Linked DNA regions of Mus musculus: region 2 is linked to region 1. The links are chromatin loops, found by intact Hi-C in ENCODE. Cell type or tissue: left cerebral cortex. All regions are shown on one strand. Each heading gives the region's core, and the rest is flanking DNA. Links, peaks and the distances in the headings are about the cores only.

Region 1 (5,691 bases), core at 3,192-5,691:
GGGATTGATTCTTAAGTTAAAGTCAGGAAGGAAAGGAAATGTGACATTGAAGAACAGGCCCAAATTGGAGGCTATGAAATCAAAGTCTGGCTCCTGCCCCTCTAACATTTAGGACTGTCAGAAAGTGCTGGATTGTGGCAGTCAATGAGCAGTACCTATGAACACTACCTAAGCTTTGTGAATGCTTAGCAGCTACACTGGTACGATCAGATCATCACTGAATAATACATCAGATATCCAATCTGAATATAGATGCTACTGTACTGGTATTGAACACCTTGCTCCAGCTCACTATCTACAAGCACCATGAAGTATTCAGAAGTGAAAAGGCTGGTAAACCACAAATGCCCCATGTTGGACCCTCATGGGGAATACAAAAATCAAAGACAGCCCCACCGAAGAGTGAATTCACAGAGTGGTTGTCAGCATGTGATCCAGCGTTTCCTTGTACAACTCCCTACTAATTGTGCCCTCTTCCTAACCCCATCTTGACTTTAGGTACTCTCTACCCTTTTTGGGTTGGTTTTGTTTGTTTGTTTGTTTGTTTGTTTGTTTGTCTTGTGATGGTGGTGGTGGTATTGGTGGTGTTTTTGAGATTAGGTTTCTCTGTACCCTTGCTGTCCTGGGACTCCCTCTGTAGATCAGGTTAGCCTTGATCTGATCACTGAGATCCACCTGCCTCTGCCAGGGATTAAAGGTGTGAGCCACCATGCCCTGCCCCTTTTCATACTTTTTAAACATTTTGATACATTTTTCTCTAAGAAAACTAAATAGTCCAGATGTTACCTGCAGGCCTCAAGTGCACCACTATGAGGTCAAGGCCCACTAGGTCTACAAAGAAAGTTCCAAGACAGCCAGGGGCGAACAATGAAACCTTGTCTCAAATGAAGGATACCCTCACAATGCTATATTAACCCTTTTTGTCTACTCAGTAAAAATAGAGCTGGGGCTCTTGAAATGTTTCCTTTGCCATCTGACAGAAAAGGCTGGAGAAACTTTCAGGAGACAGTGCTGCTTTCTGGCTCTGGTGGCTTCTCCATGTTTAAGATTCCGGGATGCAGAACTGGCAGTGTCATCCAGTGTCCAAGCTGTTTTATAGCAGCATACTGAGTGGGCCACCTGCCATAAACTGCTTTAGCAAGACCTCTAGCACAGTCAACAAACAGGAGCACAGCGATTTCTCTGCTATTCAGTGAACTTGATCAATGCCCTTTTCAACAATATCTGGACCTCGGACTGGTGATACAATAGGACTTTGAATCTCCAGTGGCTGTGGCAGCTCTGAATATCTGCTTTCCCTCTGTGTGCTTCATCTCTCTTGAGTTCCAGGCCAGCCCAGGCTTCACAGACCCTGCCTCAAAAACAGGATATAATAAAAGTGCATAAGACAGTTTACCTCTTGTATCTAGGTATACAGTTCAGTAGCAGCAAATGCATGATCATGTACCTTCCCAGGCCGGGACTCTTACCCACTATGCAATTGTATTCTCCACTCCTCCCAATCCAGTCCTGCTTTTGGTGTTTGCCAGTGCTGAGAATCAGGTAACCTGGAGCCTCAGGCATGCTGTGCAAGTGTCCTCACACAGCCACAACTTCAGCCCTGTCCTGCATTTTTATCTCCATGAATTTGACCATTCATATAAATGAAACCATATATTTGTTCTTTGGAGGCTGGGTTATTTTGTGTAGCAAAAACATCCTTCCATCCCATAATCAGCCTCTAAACACTGACACCATTGCATACGCCAGCAAGATTTTGCTGAAAGGACCCTTATATAGCTGTCTCTTGTGAGGCTATGCCAGTGCCTGGCAAACACATAAGTGGATGCTCACAGTCGGCTATTGGATGGAACACAGGGCCCCCAATGGAGGAGCTAGAGAAAGTACCCAAGGAGCTAAAGGGATCTGCAACCCTATAGGTGGAACAACATTATGAACTAACCAGTACCCTAGCCATCCCTGTCCTAGTCTATATCTGGGTTTCACTCTTAAATCCATTTATCTTTAAGGCATATACAATTTTGTGCATATTTGATGCCATTAAGAATATTCTTGGGTGAGAAAAAGCTAAAGAGATGGTTCAGTGATTTAAGAGTACTTACTGCTCTTGCAGAGGTCTCCAGATGGGTTCCCATATCAGGAAGCTCCTGTTAACTCCAGCTCTAGGGAATCCAACACTCCTGTCTTCAAAGCCCCAGGGGATTTTTTGTCTCTGAGCACTCTCACACGCAGGCACACACACACCTGCACCTAGTTTTCAAGTAGTGATTTTTACAGCAATCTGTCAGAGAGCTGAAGCAATGGCTTAGGACATGATGCTTTTTCAGAGACCTGGTTTGGTTCCATGTACCCTTGTCAGCAGCTTACAACTGCCTGTAACCAACTCCTCTGATCTCCCTAGGAACCTAATATGTACATACCTTTCCTCACACCTGCATATACACACCAAAAAACAAAACAAAGCAAAAAGGTAGAGCCAGCAAAATGGCTCTGAAAGTTAAGGGGCCTACTGCCAAACCTGAAGGTTCAATGCTGGGGACCCACATGATGGAAGGAGAGAATTGACCTCTCACAAATTGTTCTCTGACCTCTACCCATATGCCATGGCAAAGGTTTCCACACACACATGAACACACACAAAATAAAACTGAAAAACAAATCAAAAACAACTTTAGAAGCTAAAGCTGGTATAAGCCTGAACCTGAGGCAGGAGGATCACATACATAGTCAAGGCCTGTGTGTACTACAAAGCAAATTCAAGTCCAATCTGGCAATTTAGTGAAACCTTATCTCAAAAAGTGAGGTGGGGGTAGAGGGAAGGTACAGTAGGACTATAGCTCAGCAGAACATTTGTCTAGCAATCACAAGGCCCTGGTTTCAAGCCCCCCTCAAAAATTTCAGCAAAACAAAAAACCCTTAACTTTAAATCCTGTCATGGTGGCACAGACCTGTAACTCCAGCACTTGAAAGACTTAAAACAGAGCTTGTACACTATGCCCCTCCTTAGAATTGGGAACAAAACACCCATGGAAGGAGTTACAGAGACAAAGTTTGGAGCTGAGATGAAAGGTTGGACCATGTAGAGACTGCCATATCCAGGGATCCACCCCATAATCAGCATCCAAACGCTGACACCATTGCATACACTAGCAAGATTTTATCGAAAGGACCCAGATGTAGCTGTCTCTTGTGAGACTATGCCGGGGCCTAGCAAACACAGAAGTGGATGCTCACAGTCAGCTAATGGATAGATCACAGGGCTCCCAATGGAGGAGCTAGAGAAAGTAGCCAAGGAGCTAAAGGGATCTGCAACCCTATAGGTGGAACAACATTATGAACTAACCAGTACCCCGGAGCTCTTGACTCTAGCTGCATATGTATCAAAAGATGGCCTAGTCGGCCATCACTGGAAAGAGAGGCCCATTGGACAAACAAACTTTATATGCCCCAGTACAGGGGAACGCCAGGGCCAAAAAGGGGGAGTGGGTGGGTAGGGGAGTGGGGGTGGGTGGCTATGGGGGACTTTTGGTATAGCATTGGAAATGTAAATGAGCTAAATACCTAATAAAAAATGGAAAAAAAAAAACAGAGCTTGTGAGCTCAAGGCTAGCCTTGGTAACACGGCAGGACTTTCTCTAACAAAAATAGCAAATCTTTAGAAATAAAACTCGAGGGCAGTGGTGGGATACACCTTTAATCCCAGCACTGGAGTTCAAGGGCAGCCAGAGTGAGTTCCAGGACAGCCAGGGCCACACAAAGAAATCCTGTCTGCAAGAAAGAGGGAGAGGGAGATAGATGGGGAGAGGGCAAAAAAAAAAAAAAAAAAAAAAAAAGAGGGAGTGGGAGAGAGGAAGAGAGAGAAAAGAAAGAACCCTTAACATGAATATTACATGGCTTTCTCATCAATTCCCATGGAGAAGGCTATGGACAATAGCACTTAGATGGCTCAGCGGTTAGGAGTACTAACTGCTCCTGAGTTCAAAACACAGCAACCTTCAAATCCCAACAACCACATGGTGGCTCACAACCAGCTGTAATGAGATCTGATGCCCTCTTCTGGCGAGTCTGAAGACAGCTACAATGTACTTACATATGATAAATCTTTTTTAAAAAGGAAAGAAGGAAGAGGAAGAAGAGGAAGAAGAAGTAGAAGAGGAGGAGGAGGAGGAAAGAGAGAGAGAAAGGAAAGAAAGAAAGGAAGGAAGGAAGGAAGGAAGGAAGAAAGAAAAGAAAGAAAGAAAGAAAGAAAGAAAGAAAGAAAGAAAGAAAGAAAGAAAGAAAGAAAGAAAGAAAGAAAGAAAGAAAGAAAGAAAGAAAAGATCAGCCTGGTTTACATAGTTACAGGGCAATCTATCTCCAGAAGTCTAGATCCGCCCCCTACAGGCCCATGGAAGAAGAGGCTCTGGTCCCGGCCCGCTTGCCGGGGCTCACTGAGGACTCCATTTCCCAGCTATCCCACTGCCGTCTGGGCTGTATATCTAAGCGCCCTCTCGCGGTGCACAGCGGCGGTCTGGAGTTCCCGGCGACCCTCGCGGCAGGCTGAGGGCGTCAGGGCAGTTCGCGATGGCCGCGGCTGGTTCCGCTGCTGTGTCAGGGGCCGGGACCCCAGTGGCGGGGCCCACAGGCCGCGACCTCTTTGCCGAGGGGCTCCTGGAGTTCCTGCGACCCGCGGTGCAGCAGCTCGACTCTCACGTGCACGCGGTCAGGTGCAGGACCGGGTTGCTGGGGGCGGGGCCTAGGGAACTGGCTTTGTAGGGGCGGGGCCCCGAAGAAATACTAGATACATTCTTGAGACACTGATGTTGAGACTGGGTAAATAGGCGGAAGGGCCTGGGTGAGGCCTTGAAGTTGAGGTTGGCTTGTCTCAGTATTTGGGGAATAAGTAGAATTCGTTTCCCGCGTCCCAGTCACTGACCGTTGTAGACTTTTGTACCACTTTGCAGAGAAAGCCAAGTAGAGCTCCGGGAACAAATTGACAACCTAGCTACAGGTGAGTGAGCAGCCAGGATACCTAGAATCCCTGATCTCACTTTCGGGAACTTTGTTTCCCCAGGTTTTAGGCTAAGTTTCTGTCACTTGCTTCTCAATATCAGAACTACCCAAGGACTCCAATTTCTGGGGATATTTTAGGACAGAATGGAAGAAGGGAAGGTGTCTGTGGCCCACACAAGACTGCAAGAGTATTTTTCATCCCATTCCTCTCTTCCATTCCCTAAGAACAAAAAATGAGCCATTAGATGTTGGTTGCCCATTTCCTCTTCCCAGAACTGTGCCGGATCAATGAGGATCAGAAAGTGGCCCTGGATCTGGACCCCTATGTTAAGAAGCTGCTTAATGCCAGGCGACGAGTTGTCTTGGTCAACAATATTTTACAGAATGCACAGGTAAAATAATAAAATAGTAATAATAATAATAATCCCAGCAGTGCATGGTGGTACATGCTGTAGTTTCAGCATTTGGTAGGCTAAGGCAAGAAGGATGGCTTGAACTTTGAGCAGAGCCTGGACTATCAAATCAGCTAGGGCTACATAGCATGACCCTCTTTCAAAAAAATTTCTTCTTGTTTATCCTGCTTTATGTCTTCAACACTGTGAAGCAACTATGGGGGAAAAGAGTGGTGTTAACTAATCTGATAATAAAGGCCCATATTCCCCTCACCCCATTACTAGGCCTCAAACTAGACAAGTGCCA
Region 2 (5,485 bases), core at 1,332-3,831, 120 kb before region 1:
AAAGTAATCAACCATATATCTGTTATAGTATCTTTTAAAGATATTTTTTAATTAGATGTATATATGTTTTGGAAAAAATAAAATGTGCAACTGAGTGCACATGGCTGCAGTGACCAGAAGAGGGCACCAGATATTTCTCTTGGATCTGGAGTTCAGGCTGCCCCACGTGGGAACTGTAAACAGTTTCAGTTCCCTGCTGAGCTAACTCTCTAACCCTATTTCTCTCTTTTTTTTTTTTAATTGTATTACATTTATTCATTTCTGTGTGCATATGCATGTGTGCACACATATATAGGCACACATGCCACAGCATGTATGTGGAAGTCAGAGACAACCTACAGGAATTAGTTCTCCCTGTTCACCATGTGGGTCCTAGGGATTAAATTCAGGTCAGCAGGCTTAACACCCGATGTTTTTACCCACTGACTCACCTCAGCAAAATGGTCAGGGGTTGGTTTTTTTGGTTTATTTGGTTGGTTGGTCTTTTGGGGTTTTGTTGTTGTTGTTGTTGTTGTTGTTTTTAGTTTTGTTTGTTTGTGGTTTGGTTTTTTGAGACAAGGTTTCTCTGTGTAGCCCTCGCTGTCCTGGAACTTACTCTGTAGACCAGGCTGGCCTCAAAATCAGGGATCCACCTGCCTCTATCTCCCAACTGCTAGGATTAAAGACATGTGCCTCAATATTTGTTTCTTTGACAAATATTGTTTTGGTTTGCAATTTTTATATTTTTGGTGTAGTCTATAAGCTGTTTGTACATTCTTGATATTTAATTAAAACATTTAAGAGACAGGCATGAAGAAGAAAGAGTGACATTAAATCCTGAAGCAGCAGAGGAAAGCATTGATGAGCTGGCCTGGGTCAGAAGAGTTCATTCCCTCCAAGAACTTCTACTGTCCCTCCTTGGTGGACAACCTGCAACTCTAGCCTTTAGTAACCCACACTACACATAATTCTTTGGGAGATGAGGCCACAGTAACTGTAGTAACACCCTGTACAAATGCAAGTACTGTGGAACACAGACACTGTGGGAAGTGGTGCTGGTGTTCTTGACAGTTTCTGATATCCATGGCAGAGGACAGATAATACATCCCAAGTCAGTCCCATGCCAACAGCCAACCTGGGAGACCACCCAGTTTATGGACCCAGTTGCCACTGTTCCAACCTCCCATGTGTAAGGGTAACTAGATGATAGGGTTAGTGCTACTTAGGCAGGGCAAAGAAAGAATAGAGCTGACTACAGGAAAAGGGAGAGCAGGACCATGCCCTCTGCCCAGCCTCTGGGTATAGTCTTCGGCCATGTACAGGGAAGGAATCCACTACAAAGTCCCCAGCTCCAACCCTCTCCTGGGGACCTAGACGATGCTCAAAAGCCAACCTGAAATCTTTTGGACTAATGAAAGAAGTCAGTCTACACCTGACCACACCCAATTCCACTCCTTGCCTTCTGCCCCCACCAAAATTTCCAGTCAATGGCCCTTTACGTCTCAGTTTTAAACTATACCCCCAACACAGGCAAATGTTTTGCTACTCATTTTATCTCACTTTGTTTTGTTTTGTTCCTTTTTTCAAAGCTTCCCCCTACCACCCACCCCACCCCACCCCACCCCACCACCCACCTCACTTTTTCATTAAGACTGGGTCTCAGTATACAGCCCTGATTGGCCTGCATTTCTCTGTGTAGACCAGGCTAGCCCCAAACTCAACAGAGATCCATTTGCCTGCCTCCTGAGTGCTGGCATTAAAGAAGTGCACCATCATGCCCAGGGAGGTGAAGTTTTATTTAGCAGATGAGCTCTGCACCTTCATCTCCTCTCTAGCCTTGTGATCCTGATACACAGCAAAGCCTGCCTGCCGGCCTCCTAAGGGACCAAGCATCTCCTTCCACCACCAGGCCCTGTACCTAAAAGAAAAAAAAATTCCCCCTTGCCCTCCAAGAGCCTAGATGATTGTCTGACCATCTAACCACAGAAAGAGGAGGGCAGGATGGGACTGGATTCCACCTGTCTTTAACAAAACTTTCCCTCCCTTGACTTGCTTATCATAGATGTACCTCGGATGAAGTAGGGTTGATTGCTGAGAACTAAACGATGGCTCGACTCTTACATTCCCTGAATAGCTAATTCCAACCCCCTCTCACAGCCCAGACCTCTTAAGCTTTGGCTCCCATCCACGGTGCCGCTGGTGCTCCTTCCACAAGGCTCAGAAAATTAACTGACTTTCTTCCTATGCCCACCTGCCAGGCTCCTCCCCCCACCCCCCACTCCTTCTTGACACGCCCCACCACCACCACCAACCGCAGCCTCCCTACCAGTAACCTGCTCTCTGTCCACAAGAGGGCGATCCCTCCACACCCCAAAGTATCAACAACTGGGTGTGGTGTACTTTTCCAGAGCCACTGAATAGAGCCTATACTGAACAGCATGGAATGGGGGTGGCCCACCCGGGGACCCTCTGGCTGTCCAACAACGTGGTAAGACCAGGACACTGCTGGAGAAGAAAGGTTTTTAAGAAATACAGCTGTTGCTGTTTATTTGCCCCACCCAGAGCATGGGAAGACCATTTAACGTCTTAAGTGGATTGGAGAAGGGGTGGGTAGTAAGAAGTGAAAACAGCTATGGTCTCCACATGAAGTCCAGATCTTTGCCCTTCGGGGCTTGGCCAGGATGTTGTCCAACTTGGGTTAGGCCTTCCCTGGAGGAATAGCAACAAATGCTGTCTCCATGACACCCAGACACATCACACACAGCTTCCCCCACACCTATGATTTAACTGTACACAATAGACAGTTACTCCGTTGGCCATCTACTCTGATAGGGATTGAGGGTTCAACTACGTTCCAGGGAAGTAGCCCCATGAGTCATTCTGCAGGGACAGGCTGGGTCAATATTGACAGAAAGGCCTGATGCCGCATCTGGCATGTCTCGGGACCCCAGCCCTGCCCTGTTTGCGAGCACCTCGTGAGTCACATGTGCGTGGAGCTGCCAGCTCCTTAGCTCAACAAAAAGGACCCCATACCTGACACTAGGGACCGTCTCCTACAGTCTCCTCCACCTCCAACTGGAACACAGGCAGCTACGGAAAACTCAGTCATCCTGTGTCCCTCCCTGCTCACCTCAGATGTGCCTCTCCCCACGCCTCCCTCATATAACACACAAACACACAGTGAAAAGGTGGATTGCCCAACGTCAGGGCCCACCTAGTACTCCCTGTTTCACCACACCCAGACCAAAGTGTGTCTGCCAGGAGACTGCTGGGACTACTGCAGACCTGCCTCTAAAGGCCACTTTCTCCTGAAGGTCACTTGATTGAGCCTTTGTTTAGAGTGGCTTTGCCTAGAGGGGCCTCCTCTTCTAATACCCATAAAGATTCCTGGTCAGCTGGCAGACCTGGCCTGGTGGGCCAATGAGCTACTACTCCCAGAGTTTAACTGTGACTAAGACCACTGGATGGTGGGTCCAGCAGCAAGGCAGGAAGCAACTGGAAATCAGTGGGAAGCCAGAACACATGAGTAGGCATAACAAAAACGAAATATTTATTGTATAACTACCCACCACTGGATTTGACCGAGAGAGGCCCCCGGAAGTCATCTCAACGGTCCCATTTTATTTCAGAGCTTCATTGTAGATCAAAGCCAAGGCCCCCAGGAAGGCGACATACTCCTGGAAGTTTACTTCCTGATCCTTGTTACGGTCCAGATCATCCATCAGCCTTGCAATTTCAGCATCCTGCAGCTTCTAATACATTAAGAAGGAGAAGTCCACACTCAGTGGTGGCCAACACCCTAGATTCCTTACCCCTTCCCTGGAAGTCCTCTCTCAAACAAGTGCTCGTTGGGACCAAAGATGGGCCTTCAGCTTGGGTTTACCTTGATTTACTCTCCTCAGCCCCTGCTCCTCCCTCAGGGGACAGGGCAGCATGGAGGCATACGAGCATCCCTCCACAGGAAGTAAGATCAGGAACTGTGATTAAATGCCACTCAGATGAGAGGCAGGAGGGGGAACCGGGACAGGGGCTACTCACGGAGCCAATGGTGAGCTCCTTCTGGATCAACTCCTTCAGCTCCTTCTTGCTCAGGGTGTGCTTGTCACCTTCCTTGCCAGAGTACTTGTGGAAGATGGCCACGAGAAGGCCAATGGCCTGATCCAGAGGGCATGCCATGACTGATCACTGGGCTAGAAGAAGCTGTTTGACAGAGGGGCTAGTCAGTGCTGCTGATAGCAGAGAGTTCTCTCACCACCCCCCTGCCTGAGGCAGTCAGTCTCAAGCCAACACAGGTGGCAGCCGGGGCAACTTAGGTGAGGGATATAAGAATGGAAGGGGCTTTGGGATCTGTGAGCACTGTCCTCCAGGGCTTCCAAGAGAACTAGGGCATATGACTGAGCAAGGAAGAGAATGGAGAGTGCCCCTGGGCACCTCCTGACATAGCCACACACTGGGACGATGACACACCCAGGGCAAACCCTCCTGCACCCCAGAAGAGCAGACTCAGGTTGCCGCCCCATAGGGATGCATTAGCCTCTGGGTTTGCCTGATACAACCCACCTAATCATGGCTCTCCCTGCCTCCCTGGGCTCCGAAAACTTGGATCCCAATGCATTCCACCCACTGAGCCTGCAGAGGCTGACGGGGGAAGGAAGTGGCTTAACCCCTTGCCCAGGAGCAGAAAGACCCTAGAGGGACCCCCCAGCGAGAGCTCACCGCACGGTCGACAGCGAAGCGCCAAAGGAGTGGTCGAGGGGATGGAATGTGTCGCAGTCTGGCCGGCCTTATAGTGGCCAGCATCCGTGAGGTCCGCCCAGGGAGTGCTGGCACGCCCCGACCCCACCCAGCGCCTGAGGCAAGGCAAACGAACATCCCAGCCCCCTCAACTTTCCACGCCCCTGTTGCCTGGACTGTCCAGGATTAGGAGCGGAATGAGGGAGTTTAGCGGGCCCTAACGGGCCCAAAGGAGACCAGTGCAAGCCAGAGGCATCAAGTTTTCTCTAATTCCGTGTTTAGTTTTCCCTTCTGGCACGTGACTCGAAACTCTGGCTTGTGTGCTGAACCTTCTGCCAGCCCGAGAGCAGTGTCCTTAAAGTTAGCATCAGTGTGAGGGGGACTGGGAACCACACTGATGCTGTTGCCCTCTAGTGGCAAGGTCCCCAAGTGAGGGAGGGGAAGCAGTCTGTCTACCACATCCTCTAAGAAATGGTTCTCACTCAACCTGACTAATGCTGCGGCCCTTTAATACTGTTCTTCAAGTTGTGGTGGTCCCCCAATCATAAAGTTATTCTCGTTTCTACTTCATAGCTATAATTTTGCTACTGTTATGAATCTTAATGTGTATATCTGTGTTTTCAGATGGTCTTAGGCAATTCCTGTGAAAGGGGTCTCAACCCACAGGTTGAGAACCACTGGTCTAAATCTTGATATATAGCTAAAGACGTTGATCCCAAAAGGTAGAATTTTGAGCCTTGTATCAAAGGGGGCATGGGGAAAGAACACAGTC

What was found. A loop is a pair of places that touch in the nucleus more often than their neighbours do. Peaks named below come from ENCODE experiments on the same cell type or tissue, not always from the same donor. Only the 100,000 strongest peaks of a DNase experiment are listed, where the experiment ranks them.
Region 2: a loop joins it to region 1, with 6 times the contacts of the local background. A loop is called at or near these places in 13 of 42 quality-filtered maps.

The regions. Positions count from the first base shown.
Region 1 is chr3:90,489,847-90,495,537 of GRCm38, reverse strand. Snapin (SNAP-associated protein) reads left to right here and starts at 4,525. Exons shown (of 4, transcript NM_133854.3): 1 at 4,525-4,706; 2 at 4,944-4,990; 3 at 5,266-5,384. The coding sequence starts at 4,564. In left cerebral cortex, for the core only: CTCF peaks have their summits at 4,034 (motif pointing left), 4,308 and 4,508; DNase peaks (open chromatin) are centred at 4,037 and 4,473; H3K4me3 peaks cover 1,158 bases; H3K27ac peaks cover 955 bases.
Region 2 is chr3:90,612,437-90,617,921 of GRCm38, reverse strand. It overlaps S100a6 (S100 calcium binding protein A6 (calcyclin)), which reads right to left and starts at 5,028. Exons shown (of 3, transcript NM_011313.2): 1 at 4,696-5,028; 2 at 4,018-4,179; 3 at 3,508-3,731. The coding sequence starts at 4,155. The coding sequence ends at 3,600. In left cerebral cortex, for the core only: CTCF peaks have their summits at 2,128 and 2,332 (motif pointing right); a DNase peak (open chromatin) is centred at 2,326; H3K4me3 peaks cover 216 bases.